Linked DNA regions of Mus musculus: all the other regions are linked to region 1. The links are chromatin loops, found by intact Hi-C in ENCODE. Cell type or tissue: gastrocnemius. All regions are shown on one strand. Region 1 overlaps Epas1 (endothelial PAS domain protein 1). Region 2 overlaps Prkce (protein kinase C, epsilon). Region 3 overlaps Prkce (protein kinase C, epsilon).

Region 1 (8,000 bases):
AAGATGTTTTTGCCTAATGACCGTATCATCCTTTCAAAGACACACAATGGGCATGTTCTAGAAGACAAACAAACCCAGATTTCAGACTTGCCAGTTATCTTCCCGCTAGCAGCTTTCAGTTATCTTGTCAGCCAAAATAAATATTTAATGTTTCCCTCTTCATTCCTTTAAACAGACTACAGTAAAAAACTGGGAAATGCGCACGGCCCGAACACAATCGCAGACCATGCGGGTTCTCAAGACTTCACAAAGCCAGGAAGCCCCAAGTTACAGCTAATGACCGTTTGCCCCCATCCGCAGGCACACCGACGCCATAGGGAGGTTAAGGAACCGAACTTGTTTATAGACTCGCTGTTATGGCCCCCGGGGCCTTCCCTGCTCATTTCCCTGGCTGCGGCAGATAAGAGTGCCATCCGTGCTCTCCATCAGGGGAGAGGGACCACTTTGCTCTTCATAATTAGAGATCCTTGACTCGCTGGAAGAAGAATCATTTGGGGTCACCCGTAAACTTAAAAGTCAACTCGAGACTGCACGAGAGGAGGGGGAAACGTAAAAAGATCTGTCGGATTTCAAAGCTGGGGACCGAGTGCATGCTTTAATAACAAGCAGATAAAGAAGTGAGACTCCAAAGAGGACGGAGCAAGCCTATGAGGAGGCAGGAGAGGAAGAAAGAGAGGAAACAGACAATGAATGGAAGAAGGGTATCTTTGTTCTGAAGTCAGACCAGACTCTGGCTTTGGCCTTCAGAGTGAGGCGTGAAGGTAAAATCTGAGGTGATTTATTCACTGTCCACAACTGCTCTTTGTTCTGGAGATAGTCTACAAGCACGAGTGAGGAAATGGCTCAAAGTGCTCACTATCCAAGCATAAAGATCTGAGTTCAGATCCCCAGCCTCAGCCTGCTGCATGGCAGAAGATGTCTGCAAGCCCAGTGCTGGGCCAGTGGGTGGGGCAAATGCTGGGGGCCAGTGGGTGGGGCCAGTGGGTGGAGCCAGTGGGTGGGGCCAGTGGATGGCAGTGGCATAGCAGGCAGATCCCAAGAGCTTGCTGATCAGTTACTTTAGCCAAAACAGTAAGTTCTGAGCTCATTGCAAGAGCCTGTCTCAAAAAAACAAAGTAGAGAATGGAAGAGGAAGACACCCAGTGCTGATATCTGACCTTCAGAAGCATGCAGGCAGACCAAGGGAGCCCATATACGCATGTATATACAAACACACACAGAATGAAGTGTGGCATGTTAAAGACACGTGTAGGTGTGTTATATGGAATGGTCAGGAAGGAAATGGTCTTCTGCATGCTGTCCCCTCTAGAGACAGCAGAATCAGCCACATGCCATCCCTCCCAGGCTGCAGCCCCCTAGTGCCAATTCTATCGCTGCTCCCTCCCTTCAGAGGCCCAGGGTTTGCTGAGTTAATCATGTAAACACAGTGTCTAGGGAGTATCTGAACTCTGCGTGAAGATGAAAGTACTGAGCACTTTTTAGCCACGTACTTGCCTTCCCAAGAACGCTATCATTAATCAATGTGTATTCTCACTGGCTCTTTCCTTGTGTGCTTTAACGACCCCCAGACACTTGGTTTTTATTTTCTGTATATTTATAAGCACTGGCAGTGCATTTCTTTAATGATATCTAGATTATTCACTACTCAGATTTCAAGACCTAATCATTTTAATATATTTTTATCTGGGCCAGACTTGCTTCAAGCAACAGCCCTTAAGTCTTGCACACACACCCCGAATACTGCCCAGTTATATGAAGTCTATACCCCAGCTCTATGGTTAACAGTTCTCTATGGGATCTATGGTCTCTGTGAGATGTGTTGTTGGTAGGGTGAAGTTATACACCAGAAGGTAGCCTGGACCAGTGCTATCCTGCATGCCACCAGCTCCGTCGACAAAACCCCCAACAGTGAGAAGGAATGTGAGAAGTGACTAATCCGTGGTAGGAACCCCATCATGCAATAAACTCTGATATAAACTACAGGGAGTCTGCAGAGCATTTCCAACAGACCAGGTGTTTCAGGACAACATGTGAGTAGTTGTTATTACACATTCAAACATGGCTAGGGCTGATTCCAGAATACTGTCAGCTGAGCGGACATAAGGACACGCAGAGCACGTTAGAGTCTAACTTCAGGATCTAAAGAAGCATTGGATAACCCCTAACTGAGATGTCTGGAGAAAGGCAATGTACAGGCCTGCTAAAGCACTTGGAATCAATTATATATGAGACCAAAATACATTCACGGTGCTTGCAAAAGATCACCCTGAAATTAAGGCGATACCACCCATTACAAAAAGCAGCAAAGTTTATTAATCATCTCCAATGTGCAAAAGGGAACATATTATTTTACAACGAATTTGCTTAAACCAGTCTGCTTTACTCTTGGACTTGACACACCTTCTAGCTGTCTTCACACACGCCTGGCCTCACACTTTATGGTTCTTTATAATTTCCTCTTTAAAAATGCATTTATTTGTGTGAGTGTACATGCCATAGTGTGTGTGTGTGTGTGTGTGTGTGTGTGGTCAGAGGACTACTTGTGAAGTCAGCAAATCAGCTCTGTCCATACTGGTTCTGGGGGTCAAACTCGGTTTCCCAGGCTTGGCGGCAAGTTCCTCTATTTGCTGAGCCATCTCAGCAGCCCAGGACTTCACGGACATTCTTTCCATGGCCCTCAAGCCTTCTCTCACTCAAGCTGTCTTACTGTTCCTAAGTTCTTTGAATGAATCCACCATACATCTTTTTCCCCAAAGATTTAAGTACGTGTGCGTGATAACACGTGTGTGCATGTATGCATATAGGCGCACGTGTTTGTGCCCGTGTACGTGTGCCCTCAGAGGCCAGAGGCCCAAGTCCCTGTAAGTAGAGCTACAGGTAGCTGTAATTATGTGTATGGGGTGGGGTCTCTGCAGGAGCATTATACACAAGTCTTCCTAACTTACAAACCTAACTCTTGGCTATGTCCTGTATTGTTTTGATGGAACATGGTGCTCTCAAATTCTTTTTGTGTGGTTTATTCTTTAAATGGTTTTACTTATGAGTTTTAAATGCTTACTATAATTTTCATACATCTTTCAAAGTTACAGAAGACTCACAAAATCACACTGAGATTACATGTGATTTTTCTAAGAAAACCTCATCTTGATGAGTTGGCTTCCTTCACAGTTATTCTATTTGGCCACTAGATGGCATCTCACGTGAATTTAAAAACCCAACCCTTTTAAAGGATTTCAGAATGGCTTGGGTCTTCCTCCAGGATGAATGGCACGTTCTGTTCTGTCCTACAAATTCCCTGTGGTTTCACTAAGCTGCTCGGATCTCAAGCCCAAACCCTCAGGCACCAGGACTTGTTTCTTTCCCCCGTGACACAACAGTTTATGGCAGCTGTTCCCCAGTGACAGCTCATGGATTAGTCCCTAAGAATGTTAGGAAACAGACAGACTGCAACTTTTATGTTTGAGTGCACAGCAGAGGAGGACATTAATTACTCGGACAATAAAGACATCCTCAGCACTCAGGATGCTGGGGCAGGAGGATTGCTGCAAATCATGGGCCAGCCTTGAGAGGGTGGGGGCTAGAGGAAGACGAGATTTTTCTTTTGCCTGGCCAAGCAAGTGAAGACTCCTGTTGCCAGAGCCACAGCAGTCCACAGGCGGGCACTCTTCATCTGAAAATCTGATGCCCAAAGTGTGCCTACATTACACTTAAAAACTTCAGATTCTAGAGCAGTTTGGATGTTGAATTTCTAGATTCACTTGAGGACAGTTTACGCAAAATTTCCCCCAAACTCGAAAATGAGAAACGAGTTTAGTTCCAAGATTTTCAGATAAGCAATACTGTCTAAGCCATAACTGTGCCCTATACATATATGAAAATGACAGACACTATTGGAGGGTTTAAAGTATTCACTGACTCATAATTAATAATCAAATACATATACATATATACATATATTCATATATAGAAACATATCACACACATACAAGCATAATCAGAGGAAAGTATCAAACTCGCTCAAATCTGATTGTGGACTCAAAATTCCTCTCTTCAGATTCTTTCCCTGCTTCTGTTAGGGGACACAATCCCCTTTGTGTCAGATGTCACCAAACCAAATAATTCACTGAGTAAAATGGGGGAGCCCTGCTCTACACTGGCTCTCACATGTAGGCTCTGGATTTAGAGCACATCTCTCAGAAGGTCATGTTAGTGTATGTATTCTCTCTCTCTCTCTCTCTCTCTCTCTCTCTCTCTCTCCCTTCCCCTCTTACACACACACACACACACACACACACACACACACACTGCTCCACATCTCAACACATGCAAACAGAACAAGCCTCTCCCCCAACCCAAAGCAATCGAGAAATAACACCAAGGGATTAAACACTTAAAATAGCCCCTTCACTAACTGTCCTATCTGTACCCTGGTTAACTAATCTGCTAATCGGTTAAACGCTCCGTGGGGCACTCTGTGTTTGCATCCCTCTGCAGTCGGCTCCCTAGCAGAACAGAATTCACGTTGGGCCGGCCATGCAATCAGCTTCCTTGGAAGGCAAGAGTATGCTGAAAATACTGTGTGTCCTAAGCCACCCTAAGCGGCATCTCCCTGTGCACGACGAGCCACATCTCTAAATCCCAGGATCCTTCCTGTGAGTATGAACCCCACCCCACCCGCCGTACTGAGCCAACCTAAGGACGTCACCATGGTACCTCTGTGTGCGTGCACATGGCATCTTTGTCCCTTTAGGCTGCCCATTTCTTGTGACTGTCCCCTTCTGCCCTTAACCCAAGGCTAGCCCTTTTACCTGAAACCCACTCAAACCACAATAATGAATGGAAATTAACAGCAAATGAACCTTTCTGGGAGATAGTTCCCTCACCTGCCAGCTCCTTTTTACAGTCTCTTTTCTGCTTTCAGGAGATGGCAGGTGAGGGTTTGGTTTTCCTGCTTCAGAGCAACTCCCTCCTGTCACCCACATCCCTGACCACTCCTGGGTTTCTGCACAAGCATCCCAAGTGCCACTGCACCTCAAAGCCGGTGTCATGGATCTGGCACCGGGACTTTCGGGGTCTCTCTGAAAACTGCAGAGGGCGTACCTCCGATCTATCTTCTGCTCAGAGAGACACGGCAGAGCTGAGCTTACGATGGGTGAAGTAGTCAGGCACAGTGAGTGATGCCTTTCACTCAGGCTAGGCATGCACGCCCAGTGCAGCCTCTCACCTGGCTTCCCTCACCCTGGTGCAAGCCACTGCACATCACAACTCGTTCTCACCGTTGTCCTCCACATCTCCATCCCAACAGCAGCAGCACAAGTGGATAGGAACTGTGGTGTAGTCTATACAAACCTTGCATGTACTGACAACCACACAGCATGCCTTCCTGTGCACCCTCTGTGGTCTCCCCTTTAATGAAGGTAAGAACAGCAGCCTACACTGACCACAGATGACTCTGCTAGGTTCTCTAGTCCAAGTCCACAGTCTTTATTGTTTCTGTGCCCCCCACTCCCAAGAGAACGTCCAGTTGCTTTGGAACTGAGGGTTAGAGTCTAACCTAGCTCTCTTCATTTTAAAGTCTTCACATGGAAGGAGGCTACCTTCTACAAACTTGCAGCCAGCAGTCCCACACCATGTCCTAGTCCCGTCCCTGCGCTGTCACACTCTCACAGATGCACACTGGTAAGACCCACCCTGTCCCAACACCCCACCTGTCGTCACAGTAGGTGAACTTCATGTCCATGCTGTGGCGGCTCAGGAAAGTCTTGCTGTCCAGGGGGATGTCCATGTGGGATGGGTGCTGGATTGGCTCACACATGATGATAAGGCAGGACAGCAGGGGCTCCTTGGAGCCACAGAGGCTACTGTGAGGGGGGCAGTTGTTGTAGACTCTCACTTGCCCGGTGCAGTGCAGGACCTGGGGTCAAAGCACAGAAGTAAGACAAGGCCGAGACGGCCGAGAAGAGGGAGAGGCCTCAGGCACCTCCTGCTCCTGGCTCTTTCTTGAGACTCCACGAATCCTACCTTCCAGGTGGCCGACTTGAGGTTGACAGTCCGGCCTCTGTTGGTGACCGTGCACTTCATCCTCATGAAGAAGTCACGCTCGGTGGACACGTCTTTGCTCTTCTTCCCAAAACCAGAGCCTGAGTGGGGAAGGGCGTGGGAGCCAGTTAAATTAATCCAAATTACAATGTTTCTGGGCAACTTGTATTTGTGTCTCCTGTGGTTTGTAGTAGAGTGCGTGTAGCCTGCCATGGGCAGAGAGGCCCTCATGGCTTAAATACTAATGGTGTCCCTTTGTTGCTGTGCCTTGAGTCCTGGCTCAATTGTGGTCAGAACTAGAGGACAGAAATATGTCAAGGAAGGTTTTTTACAAAACTTCTAGTGATGGCCAGTCCCACCCAGGGACTATGAGCTAACACCAGGTTGGTGGAGACTCACAGTGGAGGGACTCCTGGGAGAAAGCTGCTCCCCTGCAGAAGTTAGATTTCTTGGAGGATGGCTGAGTAGAAGCTCCTGTGTGACTGCATTCCCAGGAGCAGGAAGGCCTGGAAGGCAGGAGCTGTGCCATGTTTGCTACACACTGTACCTGTTTGTCACCTGAGAGCTGTGAGGCTACACCACAGTTTTAGATGTCTCTCCCCAGTCAGGCCTTGGGTCTCTAGCAGGAAACCTGAGAGTGACCATGGTTGCTCCAAGGACATAAGTCTGTCTAGTTAGAATTATCCTTGGACACTCCTCTCTGCTCTCGCTAGCCTGTCTCTCAGGAATGTGAGCAACCAATATCCTACCTGAATCCTCGAATGACTATGCTTTGGATAATGTACCATTCATCAGTTTCCTCCTAAGGTGACACATGTCAAGGAGGGGAGGGGAGGGGAATGAACACACACACACACTCACACACTCACACATACACACTCACACACACACACACACACACACACACACACACACCCCTTGTTTTTAACTGGAACTGGGTAGACAAGTCTATCTTAACGATGTTCTTGATAAAGATCAATTAGATGACCTTTCATTTAGGATTAAATAAATCACCGAGACAAGGAACATACGGCTTCTTTCCTTTAGTACAAATCTCCAAAGCCTGTCCAGGTTTTCTGCTTCTTGTTATGCAGAACAGAAAACATGAGTCCAACGGTGTCTAAACTGTGGCTACACCGCCATCTTCATCCTTGGCCTCCACAGGCCCAGCATCACAGAGCAATTCAGAACTTTCCAACAAGTAGTCACACTGCTCTAAGAGAAGCTGCCAACCTCTGCACCCACACCTCTAAGGAACATTGATTTGACCGACACAGTCTAAAACAGCTGTGTATCAAAAGAACTGGCATCCTTGAACTGGATTTAAACATCTTCTGCAGAACCCATTAAGTGACAGCTTGAATGTTGTTCTTATAAACTGTCTCTCCCATAATTAGGCTTCTTATAATTTTAGTTATTAGGTGGAGTTTGTATATGATGAGTTATAACTGTACTGAGAGAGCCCCCCCCAGGATTTAGGAATGAGGGAGCTCAATATTCATTTGTGATTAATAGTCTGGGTTGTAATTGTGGGCTCCTAACTTGCTAATCACTGGAGTCTCCCCATTCTGACATCTGATAGTATCACCTCAGCTTAAACATCTTCAACAGCCTTTGACTGTTTGCAGGACCCAGTTTGAGGCTTTCCACTCACCATCAAAGCATTCCACAGCCCGTCTCCCAACCTTTTCTTCTTCCAGGAATCCACACGGACCCCTTGCTTTTAGACCATGAGTCTATGCAGCCTGAAACCTTCAGCAAGGACTTGCTGATTGGCTGAGTCTGCTTGATCTCAAATCCCCATTCATGAATCTAAAGACCTGAGTTTTCCTCAGATAAGTGGAGGACACTCAGCTATGAGTCAGAGAAACCTAAAAGCAAAAAGATCCTAGATTTGGCCTCATCTTTTGCCATCGATTTGAAAAGAAAGACTTTGAACAGCACAGGAGTGAGATTCTTAG
Region 2 (8,000 bases), 320 kb after region 1:
CCCACCACACACGCGCGCGCACACACACACACAACTGTTGGTTCTCTGAAACAATTTTTTCAATGATACAAAGAAAAAAGTAGACTAAGTGGTTTTGTTGTTATTGCTTTTAAGACAAAACTTAAAACTACTGAATGTAAGCCCATGTGAAAAGAACCACAGACAATAAAGACATATCACACCTGATACTTTTCTCTTTGATCTTGAATTAAGTTCTAAATGAGTTAGATATGGTGGCTCGTGCCTATAATGCCAGGACTTAATAGGTGGAGGCAGGACTGTCCCGAGTTCCAGGCTAGTAATGAACTGAACTTCAGAATGGGGCCCCATCTCAAAACCAAAACCACAGTAGCCAAGCTGTAGTGGGAGAACAACGCCAAACCCATCTCTGCACTTGTTCTGCCACACTGGACTCTGCATTTGTACACAAACATGAACTCACACTAATCTGTTTGGTGTTACACAACACAAGTTTGAAAGAGAAATGACTTAGCCACCAATCTGAGGCTTCTCAGAAAAGAAACAGATTTTTATGAAGCAGGGTCTCTGAGGACAGTTTCATAGAGAAAGCAACCCTGGTGTTCCTGAAAAATAAGCCGCAGAGTGGCCAGGCCCTTTCAGGTGGTTCTCATTTCTGATGCCATCAGAAGGAGAGGAAAACTTTCCTAGATCAGTGTTGCTTACTGATGTCATGCGTGGGTTGATGGGGGAGAGTCGGGACCAAAATAATTGGGCAACTGTGGATTAAACTAAGGTAATCTTTCTTGGTACGCTGCAGGACTCTTCCGGGACTCCAGTGAGCTAATGTGACCTGAGACTACTGGATGGGAGCTCAGGCCACAGAGTCTCCCATTCCTAAAGCTCCTCAGACAAGCAGGGTTCTCAGAAACTGCCTCAGGGGTAAGGGTGGGGGCTGGAGCAAAGAGGCTGTCAAGTTTCTGATGGCAGGAACGGGGTCTTGTTCACCAGGACCTAGCATATAGAACACATGTATGCGTGTGCACATGCGCACACACATACACACACATACACACACACACACACACACACACACACACACACACACACACACACGAGCACCTACATACATGTCACCCTTCACTGTCTAGGACCCAGTCTGGATTGCCTTCTAAAGCACACAAATACTACAGATTCACAATGCATCCTAGAAGACTTTCTCCCATACGCATTTCCAAAAAGGAAAATAAAATAAGAATTTTTATGAAGAACATGTGCTGTTTCTGTAAGAATAATACCAAATCAGATGGGTGTGGGTGTGTGCTACAATGTCCATACACACACTCATCCTTTACTGCCACCTGCTGGCAGCCAGGTAACTTTTATATGGTTGGATTTCACTGTGGAATTCCAAGCATTTGTTTAGATTCAACATCTCCTATGACATCACACAAGGTAGAAGGATGAAGGTAGCTTTTGCTTTTTTTTTTTTTCTTCTTTTGAGCTGAAGCAGCCTAGAAGCAATCTTACTGTTGATTGAAAAGAGCTGGAACCGGGTTTACACCGCATCTGTTGGTTTTTCCAATGAGTCAACACTGGGGTTGACCATTTGGCTTTGAGTTGCCACAATCTGAAAGTGCACTATCGATCTTTCATCCCTGCACAGACACACATATGGTGTTCAATCGAACGCCTATCTCTGCAAGGGTAAAATCCACTCCACCACACTAAGTCTTGGAGAGAGGTACGCAGACGGTCAAAAGTGGTTTCTGATAGCTTAGATTCTGTGTGTTAGATGCCACGATACTACCCAAGAGGTCAGCTGGCCAGCCCCTTCTTAAGCATACCTTGGTCTGGAAGCAGCAATAGAGTTGGGTTAGATAAGGGTGTTTCCGAGCCAGAGCCAAAATCCTCTTCTCTGTCATTGTGCAGTCCACATCATCGTCTTGTAGGATAACGTCCTTCTTCAAGACCTTCACAGCGTAGACTTCATCTTTGCCTTTGAGTTCCGCCAACATGACCTGCAACCAGTTTTAACACATCTGGTCAGTCTTCACACCCACAGAACCAAATGATGTCAAATATCTAAGTGTCAATTGTTTCTTTCTTTCATTTTTAATGAAGATGTTTAGGAAGCTAACATTTTAAACGTTTAGGGAAACTACCTAAGGGGTTTTTTTTTTTTAAATCTCTGGCACAGTGCTCAGGTAAGAGAAGTTTAATGCACAGGGGCTAATTATTCATATCTTCATCTCCACTAGTGATACTGTAATTATCAGAGAACAAATGTAGCGTGCTTCCTATCTCTCCCTTGTATCTTTCTCTTCTCGCCTTTTCCCTCTTTCTTCATTTCTTTTGACAGTTCCCACTATGTAGCCCATGTTGGTCTTGAACTCATGACACTTCTGTTTCATCCAAATGCTAAAATATTAGGTGTGCCCCACCATACCACACACACATACAGACTTTCAGAAGAAGCAATATGTTATATGTATTTTCCTATAAAGTCTTCATCTCTATCATGATTGCTGGTACTCAGTTCAAAGTAAATACACTATAATTGATTCTGCTATCTCCTTCATATTAGAAACAAGTTATACCCAATTAAGTTCTATATAAGTTGCGCTGAGTGCTTTTGGACACAATTTAAAATTTTGTTTGGCATTATATCCTTGAAATAGATAGTTTTAGAACTAAAGGGTTGAACATTTTACACACTTCCCGATTTTTAAAAAAAGACTTGTTTATTTACTTATATAAGTACATGTCTTCAGACACACCAGGAGAGGGCATCGGATCCCATTACAGATGGTTGTGAGCCACCACGTGGTTGCTCAGGACCTCTAGAAGAGCAGACAGTGCCCCTAACTGCTGAGCCATCTCTGCAGCCCACATTTCCTGGTTTTTAAGAGGGCTACTTCAGAGAATAGCGTCTCTGAGCATGGGGCCGCTTTCACCTTCCCCTTCTGTTGGCTTGCTTCCTCTTCCTTGACAAACGGGAGACATTACCCTGACTCTGCTTTCAACTTGCAGTCTACCTTCCTGGGAGATTTATTTTCCAGTCGATTCTCTTTGTGGGAGAGTTTTCTCCTCTGTCTAGTTATTTGGGGTTGTTACTTCTAAGTCGGTACACATAAGAGACATAAAGACAAACCTCTTGCTCTCCGCACTGGCCCTCCCTTGCCTGCTTCATGACAAGCTGCTGCTATCTTTTCTTACTGAACATAACCTCTTTATCTGTGTGTACTTAATCGTGCCCTGTGTTTGCCTTTACAGTTTTATCCACAGTGCTGCAGGTAAAGACACAATTCCTTCCCCTGAGGGCTTATGGGGAGTCTGTTTTCTTGGCATTTGCCTATCAGTTGGCGTTTTCATTTATCTCCAAATAGTTGCAGGTCATTCTCCTTCCTGGGAACTTTGAAGAATGCTATTCCAATGTTGCCGTCAAAGTAAACCGAACATAACCCAAGGAACTTGAGAGGGTGCGGATTCTGTCACCTACAAAATACAGCCTATGTAAAACGGGCTCCAAGCTGCTTGCGATGGTGTGATTTTGCCTAAGAAGCCAGCTAAGCGCTCAGAGTCTTCAGGACCCCTATCCTGTCTACCTTACGTGCAGACCTGGGAGTTCTGAGCATGCTCAGTTCCCTAGAATCCTGCTCAGATTCAGACCTAGCCCTGCTCATAGCCTAAGCCAGAGCCACACGTAAACCAGAGGCCTGGGGTCTGTTTCTTATTAAGCTAGTTTTTAAAGAATGTGATCGATTCAGCAGTTGCCATCTGAGGAAATTTCAGTAACCTCCCTGCCAGGTGATCTCGGGACAGATAGGGCAGGTGAGTGCCTGCAGAGGCAGGCCCTGTGCCTGAGGGCTTCACGGAGCCTTCCCTCAGAATGGCCTTGGAATGGTGAATTAGGCCTTTCACTCCTGGCTGCTTCCCAGAGCCCAGCACAAATGAGAGAACCTAACTGCTACACCAGGCACGGTATTAAGACAGACAAGGAGACAGATAGACAGATATCTGAAATGCCCCTCATTTTTCTGGGCTCTTTGCATTTTGCCAGGACCATCACTGGTGGGCACAGCCCCACAAGGCATAGAGTGCAGCAGAGATCTGGGGGAAATGCCCTCAAGGGCAAAGGCCCGGATCCACTACACAATTATCCAGCTCTCCTCTCACGTGGAGAAGAAGAGCAGAATGGTTAGCAAGCACCAGGAAAATCAGTTAAGGACATTCAGCTTCCAGAGTCCTACACAGCAAGGTTTGCTCTGAACCTGGAGTCCACCAAGGACAGACGCTCAGAGCTCATGCTTAAGGTTTTCCTACTGAGAAAGCGGGATTTCACATGGCTCTCTGCACAAAGGAAGAAATGTGCACATGGAGTTGACAGTTGGGAAGAAGGGACATGCTAACACATGAAACTGCTCAGTGTGGTCCCTCCCTCCCTCCCTCCCTCCCTCCCTCCCTCCCTCCCTCTTTGCCTCTTTTCCCCATTTGATAAGTGAGAACTACTGAATCCTACGGTGATGCCCACAGACCTTGCCAAAGCTGCCTTTGCCCAACACCTTGATGAAGTTGAACTCATCCAGCCCCAAGCGCTTGGCCTGGCCTGGCCGGACTTCCCCGTTCTCTCCGGGGCTTGCCAGCTGGCCATCGGTGGCCGACGACGCTCGGTGCTCCTCTCCTCGGTTGTCAAATGACAAGGCCTTCCGAATGTTGTTTTCAAGTTCTTTTAGTTCTAGGGCCAAAGGTAAAAAGGAACTGGATTAGGACACACCTCATGAGCCATTTACATTAAGACTCAACCTTCAGGACCCATGATCATCCTTCATTTCTTCGTGGCGGCGGCAGACCCAGGGGCATCCTGTAGGTTCCTCCATCTGTCTAACATGTTTCTTTCAGTACCTAAGGTACAACAAGGCGTCAATCTGCAAAGACGAGGAAGACACAGTTCCCGATCTGTTGGGACTCATTGCCACCAAAGGCCTCTGAAGGCCTAGCAACCTTGTCCATAATTTCGGTGTGGTGAGACTACATGCCTTCCCTGGATCTCTGCAGACTCAGGGGCAACAAGGCACCCTTCCCTTCAACTTTCCTTTGAAGATGAGAACACTCAGAAGTCACCCTCACAGGCGTTCCTGGTGACAGAATCACTCACTCACTCACTCACTCACTCACTCACTCACTCACTCACTCGCGGGGGCTGTGAACTAGAACCAAAAGAACTTGAAAACAACATCTAGGAAGCCTTTGTTTTTTCTAAACGCCTTTACTTAGCCTTGAGGTTGGCTTTATGCTGAGCACTTGCCCCACACGAAGCTACCCAATAGAATGAGCCACAGGCTTATCATTAACAAAGATTAGTTTCCCACAATGGCATGCCACAAACTTATCTCTGCTGGGTCAGGAATTCCGCAGTACAATTTCTCAACTACGAGACAGTCTTGTGGCCTTCTGGAGTATGTGACCTAAATTACCTGGATGACAGTGCTGGGTGGCCCTCTGACCCTTTCTGTATGAAGAAGGTCTTTTATGGTTAGACATTCATTCGCCAACAGGAGCACTCATCTGTGTAGTATGGGTGTCCTGACATGATCCTACTGTAAAAGACTCTCATGAGTAACAGGGGTTACAGACGGTGACAGAGTATCTATGCCTCGGAATGAAGACAGATCAGTGAGCAGCACCTCTGGAGAGGAAGGTCTCTGCTTCCTTTCCAGAAGGACTCGAGTCCTAAGGGCCCACGCAGGGGATCTGGAGTGAACTCATAACGGGGTGGAAGGACAACAGCCAAGCCCGCAGACAGCCCTGCATGACAGACTCAGAAGTTCTGTAGCTCACTCACTCCAAGATATGACTTTTGTCCCGCCGGGAAGGCCTCAGTTGTTAAGAGCATCTTGGAAGGTAGAACTCAGGTGTCTGAAGACCCCAAAGCTCAAAGAAAATGGCTTTCTGAATTCTTACAGAAGAGGAGAAAGAGTTTCTCGCTCATCTCAGTTTTGTGATATGTTACATATCCTTTAGTTCTCCTGTGAGGCTGGGAAGCATGGGACCTGCCTGGATGGCACATCTGTCTGAATAAAGGCCCAAGAGGCACAGCAGACAGCACACCAGGCAAGAGCCAGGCCTAAAAATCAGGGGTATGTCACTCTATCTAGGTCTGTTATCATTGGACCCCATCTCTTTGAGGTTTCAGGACATTCTGTATGAAAAAGGGGGAAAGCTGAAAATGTCTGACTGGCCCAGGATAGGATCTCTAAGCTGATTACTTAGGGAGGGATGGAATCTCTTTGGGAATGAAGTAAAGACACAGCAAGTGAAAGAGGCTGGAAGAGGAGCTGAGAGTGACTAATCTATAGTCTCAAGACTGGAGAAGGGCCACTGAAACGGTCCTGCTCACTCCTGAGTAAGAAGCGCTGTGTCATAGCGATGACCTCCAATGAGGAGCTCATTGTTCAGGAGAGGCACAGGCCAGTCCTGGACACCAACTTGGTTCTGGGCCTCAGGACAAGCATTTCTCAATGCTGAGCTCCCATTCCTTAGCCTATTACCTGGTATAGAGCTGATGTGGGTAAAATATTAGCAATAACACCTCAGAAAGGGCCACAGGGAAGGGCGCCACCCTACGGTGAAGTCATTCCGCCTTGTGGGAGCATGCAGCTCTCTCCGGGGATGGTTGGGACCCATTTGTCACCAGAAGGGGAGGGTTCAGACAGAAGTCCCTGTTTAGTTCTAGCATCTCAGATTCCATAAATGAATAGGAGAAGAGACATCATCCCTAAATCAGCCAAATCTCAGATCTTGGGGTGCCACCATTAATGGGGAGGGCTGGAAGGCAAGTATACGGACATGTCTAGGTCCAGCCGGAAGGATGGCGCAGTGAGCAAAGGCTGCATCCCACACATGTGGGCCTCCCGCTAACCCTAGGCTGGAGGGAACAGAGGCGAGCACTCCTGCTTGGCGCCCTCAAGAAAGCCTCGTAAGCCTGCAAGAGCAACTACTGCCATATCAACAAGGAAGTAGTGTGTGGGGACCTGCTGGTAGGACTGCTGGCTGCACTGAACAGCAAGTGACAGGGGTCACTGGTAAGAGGCAAATCTCAGAGTCTCACCCTGGTCACAAGGGGAGGTGGGCGCTGACTTGGATCGGTCGTCTTCAGATGGGGAGTTTCCAGAAGCCGGCTGTGGGGACTCAGCACCAGCAGCGAGCTAAAGAGAGCAGAGGGCGGGAGAATCGTCAGGGAGAATGCCTGCGTTAGTTATCAAAAGCATTAAGACACCGCCGTACGGAAGCTCAGAAGTGCAGCAGTGTCCCATCAGATGGAGAACGAAAGATCTCCACTGCCTCCTCAAATATTTATCCTTGCCCAAGACAGATGGCCTCTAAAGCCAAGCTCTGCTCCAGTCTTCCCGTGACACCTCACACACACCTCTCCCCACTCCTCACTCCCAACCCCACAATATCTATATAGTGCAAGTTCTCTCTCCAAGTCAATGAGGTCTCGACCAGCTCTACTCTGTTTGGTATTTATTCATGGTCTTATTCACCTTTATATCAATGACAGCACCTGCAGGTTATATTGTGTGGGGTTCTCTCCTTAGACAGACTTTCCAGTACTTTCACTGCTTCTTGTAGCTGGCATAGCAGACGCTCATTAATATTTTTAGATGTCATTTAAACCCATTAGCACATTTTAGTGGAAGATTCTCAGTCACATTTGTCCCCTGGGATACCGCTGGCAGGTCCAGCTTAAGTGCCAGTATGGATCTAGAGTTCACAAGAATTCCGGCTCCCTCTGCTCTTAGTCTTCCCAAGGGTCTTTTCTAGCAAAAGGTCTGAGACTCCTGCAAAGACCGTCTAGCTTCTGACCAAGGCTATGTCTCTCCCCTCTCTGTCAGATCATACAACTGAAGCTTCCTCTCAGAGCTGTCACTCAGTGGAGATCGCTGGGTGATAACTCCTGGGAGCTTTCTCTACCCGTTCTTACATTTTCCAGCCGGTCCTTTCTCATCATGAGTCCACAAACTTAAGTTTCCAAATGT
Region 3 (8,000 bases), 330 kb after region 1:
CCTTTCGTGTTATCTGGCCTCTTTCTACAAACACCTGCTATTTTGAGTAAGGTGCCGATCCTAAACCCAGGAATCCCCCACCCTCACCTAGGGATGCCCTCAGAAGCAGGCCTGGAGAGAGCTCCGGATAATCCACGGTGGCTTCCTTACCTTTTTCCTCCTTTGGCCACTGTTGGTGATTTTGTCTGGAGTAACACCAAGGTCAGCCAGCACTTTGGCAATTCCTCTGGCGTCTACCCCACAGTTGGGAGCCACATTGGTCTCACATCGCCGGTGAACATTCATTTTGCAGACTGTAAGGGAGACATAGACAGCCAATGCTCACGCCCAAAACATGACCTTTACCAAATTACAGAAGGAATGGGCTCACTTGGAAAAGGTTGGAAAATGAAGAAAAATGAAAATAGATAAAACCACCGCCTATCCCATTAGAGAGAACTACTGTCATCCAGCAGCCACCTTGCAGAGAATGTCCAGAAGGTGGCTCTGGGTGTTTCTCTCTGCCGCTTTCCCTGCACACACAAAGAACAAGCAGCAGGCACATTTACACTTCCTTTAGGCCAACAGGAAACTGCCTCTGCAAGAACCAAATTATTTTCATGGACCCAAATGATTCTAGGCCCAAATGGATGCATGCCATATATGTGGTCTACCCACTGCTCTGCTGTGGGTCACATGATATAGGGAGCCCCCCTGGTAATCACAGGAGACACTCAGCCAGCTTCCAACAGGGCCAGAGAAAACCCAACGGCCCTGAAACAGGCCAGAGAAGAAATATCTTCCTTGAGCTTTACTCCTGGGTTTTATCAGCTCCTAACAAAACCACTCTAATCACCCCATTCTGCCGGAGGGGTTTATACTCCGTAGACACAAGCTACCTATAAGACATCACAGAGCTTTCACTGCCAGTCCTTTAGCCTAGAAGATCATATCTGGTTATCAAGAAAAAATATAAAACATATAAAAGAGTTTGAGGAGATGGAGCAATGGATCTAGACTCTGACATAGCAAGGATGTTGGAACTTTCAAACTGGGCTAATAATCTTTAACAGACTCTGAGGGTATAGCTCAATGGTAGACTACTTGCCTACCTACTAATGCATAGGGCCCTGGGTTCCATCTTGGATGGTGGGGATGGAGGGGACAGTTTAAGGAGACCTGTCACTTCAAGGATTCCACTACTTTCCAAACCAAACTGTGGCCCAAGCCTCTGACACAAGGGCCAGTGGACAATGTTTAAAATCCAAACTGTCACATGGGTATGATGACAGTGACTGTTTTACTCATAAGACCCCAAACTGCAAAGGACGTGATGCTAGCACACGACAGCTCAACTGTTACAAGTGTCCTGGTCTATTGCTCGTTATTGTTATCAGCCTCTTACTGTACCTACATTTATAATTGCAACTCTGACACATGTATAAGAAAGGAAGAAACACGGCACATATAAAGTTTAATATTTGCAGTTTCCAGTATCCAAGGGAGCTCTTGGCCATATCTCCTGCCACTTCCTTGAGGGTTTTAGAGAGAATCTGCTTCTTTGTATCACAGTATATTAACCGGATACAGATAGTTTTAGAACAAGCATAGCCATTGTATTAAAAGAGGGGAAGTGTATAGTGATAAACGAGCTGGCTCACCAAGGAGATAAAATCCCTGGTGCGTATGCACCTAGCAAGAGAATGTCAAAATGTACCTGATTAAAAAAAGAAAAAGAAAAAAACAAAACAAAACAAAACAAAACTGGATGGCCTCACTATTAGATTCAGAGACGTCAATACTCCTCTACCAGACAGGAAAAGACTTGAAGACAGAAAATCCCCAAGGTCATGGTTAAATGCTGCAGCTATATCAATAACATGGATAGACCTGAGTCCACTGACTTTCATCCAACAGAAAGACACACACTGTCTGCAGCACACAGAAATGTCCCTTTGTACACACCACATGCTGGACCATAAAATGCCATAAAAATCAAACTGTTTTAGAACTGTTGTGACTTTACATCCTAGCCTGCAACAGACCATCCGATGAGGCGTACATGGTTGCAATTGGATCCAGGAGCTACAGTACGAGGGGTAGCTGTTCATGAGCAGCGGTTGCCATAGAGGCCTCTATTACTGTGCTCCAGATCTGGGGCTATAAGTATGTTGGGTGCTAGGCCGGTAAAGTCAGGAATGGTCCAGCGCTTCCAGATGGTCAGCGGGCTTTAGAACCAGGGCTAGGCCGTGCCTACAGTGGGTCTGAGGCTGGAGTTATCATGGTGGCAAAAGCTCCATGAAATAAAATCACCAAGGAAACATGGGGAACTCCAAGAAGCAGACACCGGGCTGGAGTCAGGCTGGAGTTGGGCTGGAGTCTTGCTCCAGGCCTGAGCTCCAGTTCAGCGGAGGTCTCTTTGTAGGACTGTGAAAGCTGTACGTCTACATCTTATTCCAAATAATTGTGCAGCATTTACAGGATGTCTGATTTCAGACCACAGCGGTGTGGAACTAGAAGTCGGTAACAGAAGGGTAACTGGAGAATCTCAGGCAACATACTGCCAACTAACGAGGAAGGCAAAGGGAGACTCCCAGGGGAAAGCCGATTGATATGGAAGGGACAGCTTTATCAAATTCGATGAGATGCAGCCAAAGCATGCTTAGAGGGACCTTTATAGCACACAATGTGAATGTATTAGAAAGAAAACGTCCCTAAGTCACCTAAGCAGCTAGAAACTAAGCGTCTAAGAAACTAGAAAAATGTACAAATTACATCCAGGATAAGGATAAGATTTAAAAAATGCATCAAAATCAATTGGATTATAAATGCAAAGTCAAGTGAGAAAGAGCTGTTTGGTTTTGTTCACCAGGAAGGAAGGGGGGAGGGAGAGAGAAAAAGAGAGAGAGAGAGAGAGAGAGAGAGAGAGAGAGAGAGAGAGAGAGAGCATGATACTACTACACCATTCTATTAATATTCTATTAATATTAAAACACACAAAATCTAAAACACTGTAAATATCCAATCCAATACTGGTCAAGATGTAAGATATAAAACCCTCGTTCACTGCTAGTTCAAGGGTGGAGCAAGAACAGCACTGCCATTTTAGCTATTAGACAACTCAGGTGCCGCTAACCCTGAAAAAGTTCTCTTTACCACAGAATCCAGCAAGTATACATCTGGTGGTTCTCCTTATACTAAAATCAGTTGAAAATTTACTTCTACACCAAAAACCTGCCCATGAATGTTTTCGGCAGCTGTTTTCATAATCCTCCGACACAGGGGACTGCCTTCCATGCCACACTGCCAGATGCATGTTACTGTAGAACTGTCTTCTGATGCCCACCATAAGCCTCAATGTAAACTGCGGACTTCGCACGATGGTAGCATGTTGGCACAGGTCCACCAGTGTTAACCAGTGGATCACTCTGGTGTGGAACACTTATGGTGGGGTCTATGCATGTGTGGGGGACAGGGATCTATGGGGGACTCTACATTTCTGCTCTGCTTTGCTAGGAGACCCAAACGTCCCTACAATCTATGGTCAATAAAGCAAATAAGAAACTGCTTGTATCAAACAAAGTAGGCGAGGCCAGACTTCCTTCTTGCCGCATGAGTGTGACCACTGGTCTGGACTGGGCACAGCATAGAGGCTCCAGCTGAATGGATGTCTCAGGATGAAGGCAGTGTGGGAATGTGCGGAAGAGAAGTTTTCTCAGTTACACAAGCAAACAAGAAAACTCTACCATAGCCTTCTGGGTCTGGACCAGGTATCACTAGGAAGGTCTGAGCATGCTCAGGCAGAACACATAGTCCAGGCAAACACTTTGCCTCTGTTTGGCTTTCCACCCCTCCCCCATCAGCAAATCAGCAACACCCAACTCTCTGTCCTGCCTGCCCAACAATACTGGACAACTCTCCCTTGCCCAAGAGCAACTAACTTGCCTGTTCAGTTTCACTGGGGCGCCCTCTGGTGTTTAAACGTCAGATCTGTCTTTCCCCAGGATGGATTTGGCTTGGTAGGCTAGTGAACTGGTGGTTTTAAAGAGGACTTTGCCTCAGACAACTTGAGGAAGCGGCAGAGAAAGGACTTTGAGAAGCCTAGTCCTGGGACAAAGCTGGCTGGGCATAGGGGTAGTGGGTGACTGAGGTACCCATTGAGAGCACAGGCTCCTGGAGGCTGTGGTGACACCAGGAAGCCACAGACCCAAACATGAAGTGAGTGTGCCATTTGTGACCTAATGAAACCTGAGTGACATTCACATGAAGCAACACACACACACACACACACACACACACACAGAGGACTATGAGGAAATACCAAACTGCACCTCACTCAGCCCTGAACTGCCTGATAACAATTCATTTGCACTGGATTCTTAAAGATGAAAATATGCCCAAGTAAACAAGTCACTTTGCCTTGGTGGGGCTCTTATTCGTTTTAAAGAGCCACTATCACTCTGTCACCTAGCTTGTATTCCTGTTGAGCTGAGCACCCAAAATGTGCAGGTGGGGCTGCAGCAGCAGGGCCATGCTAGACCAGTCTGGGATTTGGGCACAGGGACCTGCACAGTCTGTATTATGCTCTGCAACTGTTGTGTGTGTGTGTGTGTGTGAGAGAGAGAGAGAGAGAGAGAGAGAGAGAGAGAGAGAGAGAGAGAGAGAGAAAGAGAGAGAGAGAGAGAGAGAGAGAGAGAGAGAGAGAGAGAGAGAGAGAGAGACGGGGCGTTTCTCTGTGTAGCCCTGGCTGTCATGGAACTCGCTTTATAGATCTAGGCTGGCTTTGAGTTCACGGAGATGGGCCTGCCTCTGCCTCCTGAGGGACTAAAGGCGTGTGCCACCACTGGACTTGGATAAAATCTTAAACGCATATTCACTGCTGGTTTCCACTGTCCCTGCTCTCACACAGTGCTTGGGGGTGGGGGTGTATTCCCACCAATCTTTACTGCTTCCCTCCTACCCATGTGGTCCTTCCTACCTGTGACCTTTGCAGCTTATTCGAGCATCACCATCTCAGGCCCTAACGGTCCATCCTTGACTCTCCTCTCCTCACACCTGCGACCCCCAGGCTGAGGGTAACATCTTCTTTACAGCTACTCCTACCAATCATTGGAAATGCTAAGCCGACCCAGCAAGAATGGCCAGCAGCATGATGGCTCCCTCAAGCTAAACAACCCATCCCCAGGTCAAATTTGCCATTTTGTCCCCAGCCCTGGCCTTCCTCCCACAGCTGCTCTTCCACAGAGCGTGCCCTTATCTTCATGGCTGGTCTAGTCACTCCAGACCGTGAACTCGCCTGCTTTAACGTTGTTATTCTCCTTTATTTTTTACAGCAACCATGATTTACAATGTCTTGGCAACATCCCTTCAGTGATCAGTGTGTCCATACCCCGCTTATTTCCTTATATGGCATTTATTAAAAGATGGTTATTATGTATTCATATAATCAGGACAGAAAACAAAACCTAATTTAAAACCACTCTCCATGTAAACATCTTACTTTGCTCACGGTTGTCTAAGACTGTGGGCACACTGGATCATATGCACGGCGAGGCCCTTTGAATATGTTTCCACATGTCACGTTGGTGTGCTATTCCTGGGGCTACCCAGCACGCTCACTGGAACAGACACGTGGGAGATGGCGTAGCAGGAGCAGAGTGGGGAACCCGAGATAGGGGCTCCATTTCTGTGACTAAGCCTTGGGGCGTGAGCATGCTACCTTATTTCTGAGCCTCAGTTTCTGCCATGGGGATGTAGTCATCTATGCACAGCCCCTGGAGGATCAGTAAGATCACGGGTGACAATGCCCTAGTGTGACATTCTCCAAGAGTCAACTCCGAGCAAAGGCTGGAGAGAGAAGACCACGAGCTTATACCTACTCCTTCGTTAATCTTCAAAAACTATGCCCTCCCTCTCGGACCAGTGCCTCTTTTCTTTACATCTTCCATTTTGTTTCTCCCGGGTTGCAGCCACGTTATGAGGCATAGCCAAGTCTTCCTTGTCACGTGTCCTCCACACTCCTGGCCACTTTCTTCCAAGAGAGGTCTTAACGGGAAAACAGTCAGGAGACAATGGCTTATCAAGGGTATGCGGCCAATTCCCCAGCCAAATCTGGAACCCACTCTAGAAAGAAACGCTACGAGGACAGAATGCTTTTTTTGCAAAAGGGAAAATGAAGGGAGCGGGGAATGGATCCTGGGCTGAGGGGTCGGGAAGAGACTCACCTTTACACTGCAAGCCCTGCCGCAAGAGGCCCCAGAGCAGGGACCCACAGTGGTCACAGAACGTGGGGACCTTGTAGTTGTGGATCCCGAACTTGTGGGGCATGTTGACGCTGAACCGTTGGGAGCCCACCTGCAGGAACAGGAAGACACACCGTCAGCACTCAGCTCCTCTGGGGAGCTCACTGCTCCCTGGGTTCTCTGAAGGCACAAATCACTGCAGGCCCCTGAAGGGAACCACTCCTCTGGCCCAGCTTTCCCTTCCTAATTCACAGGCAAGATGAGGCTGCTTCCCAGGTCTGCTCCCAGACTTCAGGCCTCTACATGATCACAACAGGCGATTAGCAATGAGCACCTCACACTGAAGTCGGTCACAAGGCATCACTGGGTGCCGTCAACATGGCTTTGTTGCACAGAGGTCTAGCCTGGAAAAGAGAAGCTTCCAGCAGCTTAAGATGAAACCCAAGACCCCACAAAGTAGCACATATATTCTGCACAGTATGGAGGAGGAAGATGGCTAATAGATCGATGGCCACAGGACACTGAGTTAGACACTACTGCCTTAAACTCTCCCACCACCATAGCGGGTGGGGCTACTGGTTCCTCAACTTCGCCGACAAGGAAATGAAAGCACTGTGGGATTCAGAAACATGCAAGAGATGCAAAGACAGGCCCGCGTGCCCATGTGTACGATTTCAGAGCTCGGGGTTCTAATGAACTCTGCTGCTACTTGCTCATTGGTGAAAAGGAGAAAGGTGTGGGACAGAATAGACAGAGAGGACACTGAACAGAAACTCAAGTGTCCAGGCAGTGGCCCAGCCTTGGGTTTCCAGGTTCCTTGGGACCTCAAGACCGCTCATTTGGAATATAAGGACAGTTTTTCGCCTCCACCTGATGTCATAGGAGAGTGAGGTCAGCAAACTAATGGAGAAGTGAAGGGGACTTGAAGATTTCTACAGAGCTGAGAGTCACCAGTCAGCACAGTTCACCTTCTCGAGTCTCCTCAGAACCTCCCGAGAGCAACTCCCTGCCCACCTGGTGAGGCAGCCACGTGAACCAGCCCTTCTGAGACAGGGCAGGAAAGTCTGGGAAGAAAGATGTGCTTCTGACCCCAGGAACCAGGGAGGGGGTAGTGCGTAGGGTGCCTTAGATCATCAGCTGACTGTGGCATGGAAAGGTCCCCTTGGCGGACTCAGAGACAACGAGAGCTGGACATAGACACTGATCTAGGTGTAGATATGAAGCCATGCCTATGGTGTCCCCCATTATCCAGCTCCTAGAAATGGTTGGTCCTCCCATGTAGCCATAATGCTACTTATTCCTCTCTCATCTATGGGCCATCCATTAGGGTCCTGTCAGAGTACAAGTTTCCCCAGGGCTATTGAGAAGAATTGTGTCCACCCACCTTAGATTTATGGCACACGAGTGTTGTGTGTGTCCGTCACACATGTTCCTTTCTGACTCCTCAGATCTGATGAGGTCACCGTCTACTCTATTCCTGCAGTTCTCATATACGGTCGACATATATGAGAAGAGAAACTTACTGACCAGGAATAATTTAATAAAGGTATGAGTGGCAGACCAAGGTGAAGAGGTAGGGAAAGTTGACCCAGGTGATCAGGAGGCCAACGGGGTTGGAGACAGCTGTACGGATCTCAGCTGGGACCAACAAAGATTCCCAGGTGTCAGAACAGTGAGAAGATAATGAGATGGTGAGAAACATATCCAAGAACACGCCAGAGTCATATGGAGAAGCAAACACCAAGACAGCACACTCACAAGTAGATATGCCCATGGGAG

What was found. Hi-C counts contacts between places; a loop is a spot of excess contacts. Peaks named below come from ENCODE experiments on the same cell type or tissue, not always from the same donor. Only the 100,000 strongest peaks of a DNase experiment are listed, where the experiment ranks them.
Region 2: a loop joins it to region 1, with 5 times the contacts of the local background. A loop is called at or near these places in 20 of 42 quality-filtered maps.
Region 3: it touches region 1 in a loop (3-fold over the local background); 18 of 42 quality-filtered maps call a loop at or near these places.

Annotation. Positions count from the first base shown.
Region 1 is chr17:86,807,498-86,815,497 of GRCm38, reverse strand. It overlaps Epas1 (endothelial PAS domain protein 1), which reads right to left. Exons shown (of 16, transcript NM_010137.3): 5 at 6,022-6,140; 6 at 5,709-5,914. Among named protein-coding and RNA genes, the nearest start is that of Epas1, 58 kb to the right of the region's middle. In gastrocnemius, a CTCF peak has its summit at 3,175 (motif pointing right); a DNase peak (open chromatin) is centred at 3,332; H3K27ac peaks cover 886 bases.
Region 2 is chr17:86,489,917-86,497,916 of GRCm38, reverse strand. Prkce (protein kinase C, epsilon) reads right to left here. Exons shown (of 15, transcript NM_011104.3): 8 at 7,070-7,166; 9 at 4,497-4,696; 10 at 1,806-1,979. Among named protein-coding and RNA genes, the nearest start is that of Gm30284, 49 kb to the right of the region's middle. In gastrocnemius, CTCF peaks have their summits at 1,322 (motif pointing left) and 2,739 (motif pointing right); a DNase peak (open chromatin) is centred at 1,315; H3K27ac peaks cover 527 bases.
Region 3 is chr17:86,480,453-86,488,452 of GRCm38, reverse strand. It overlaps Prkce (protein kinase C, epsilon), which reads right to left. Exons shown (of 15, transcript NM_011104.3): 6 at 6,204-6,333; 7 at 151-293. Among named protein-coding and RNA genes, the nearest start is that of Gm30284, 39 kb to the right of the region's middle. In gastrocnemius, a CTCF peak has its summit at 3,956 (motif pointing left); DNase peaks (open chromatin) are centred at 3,373 and 3,942.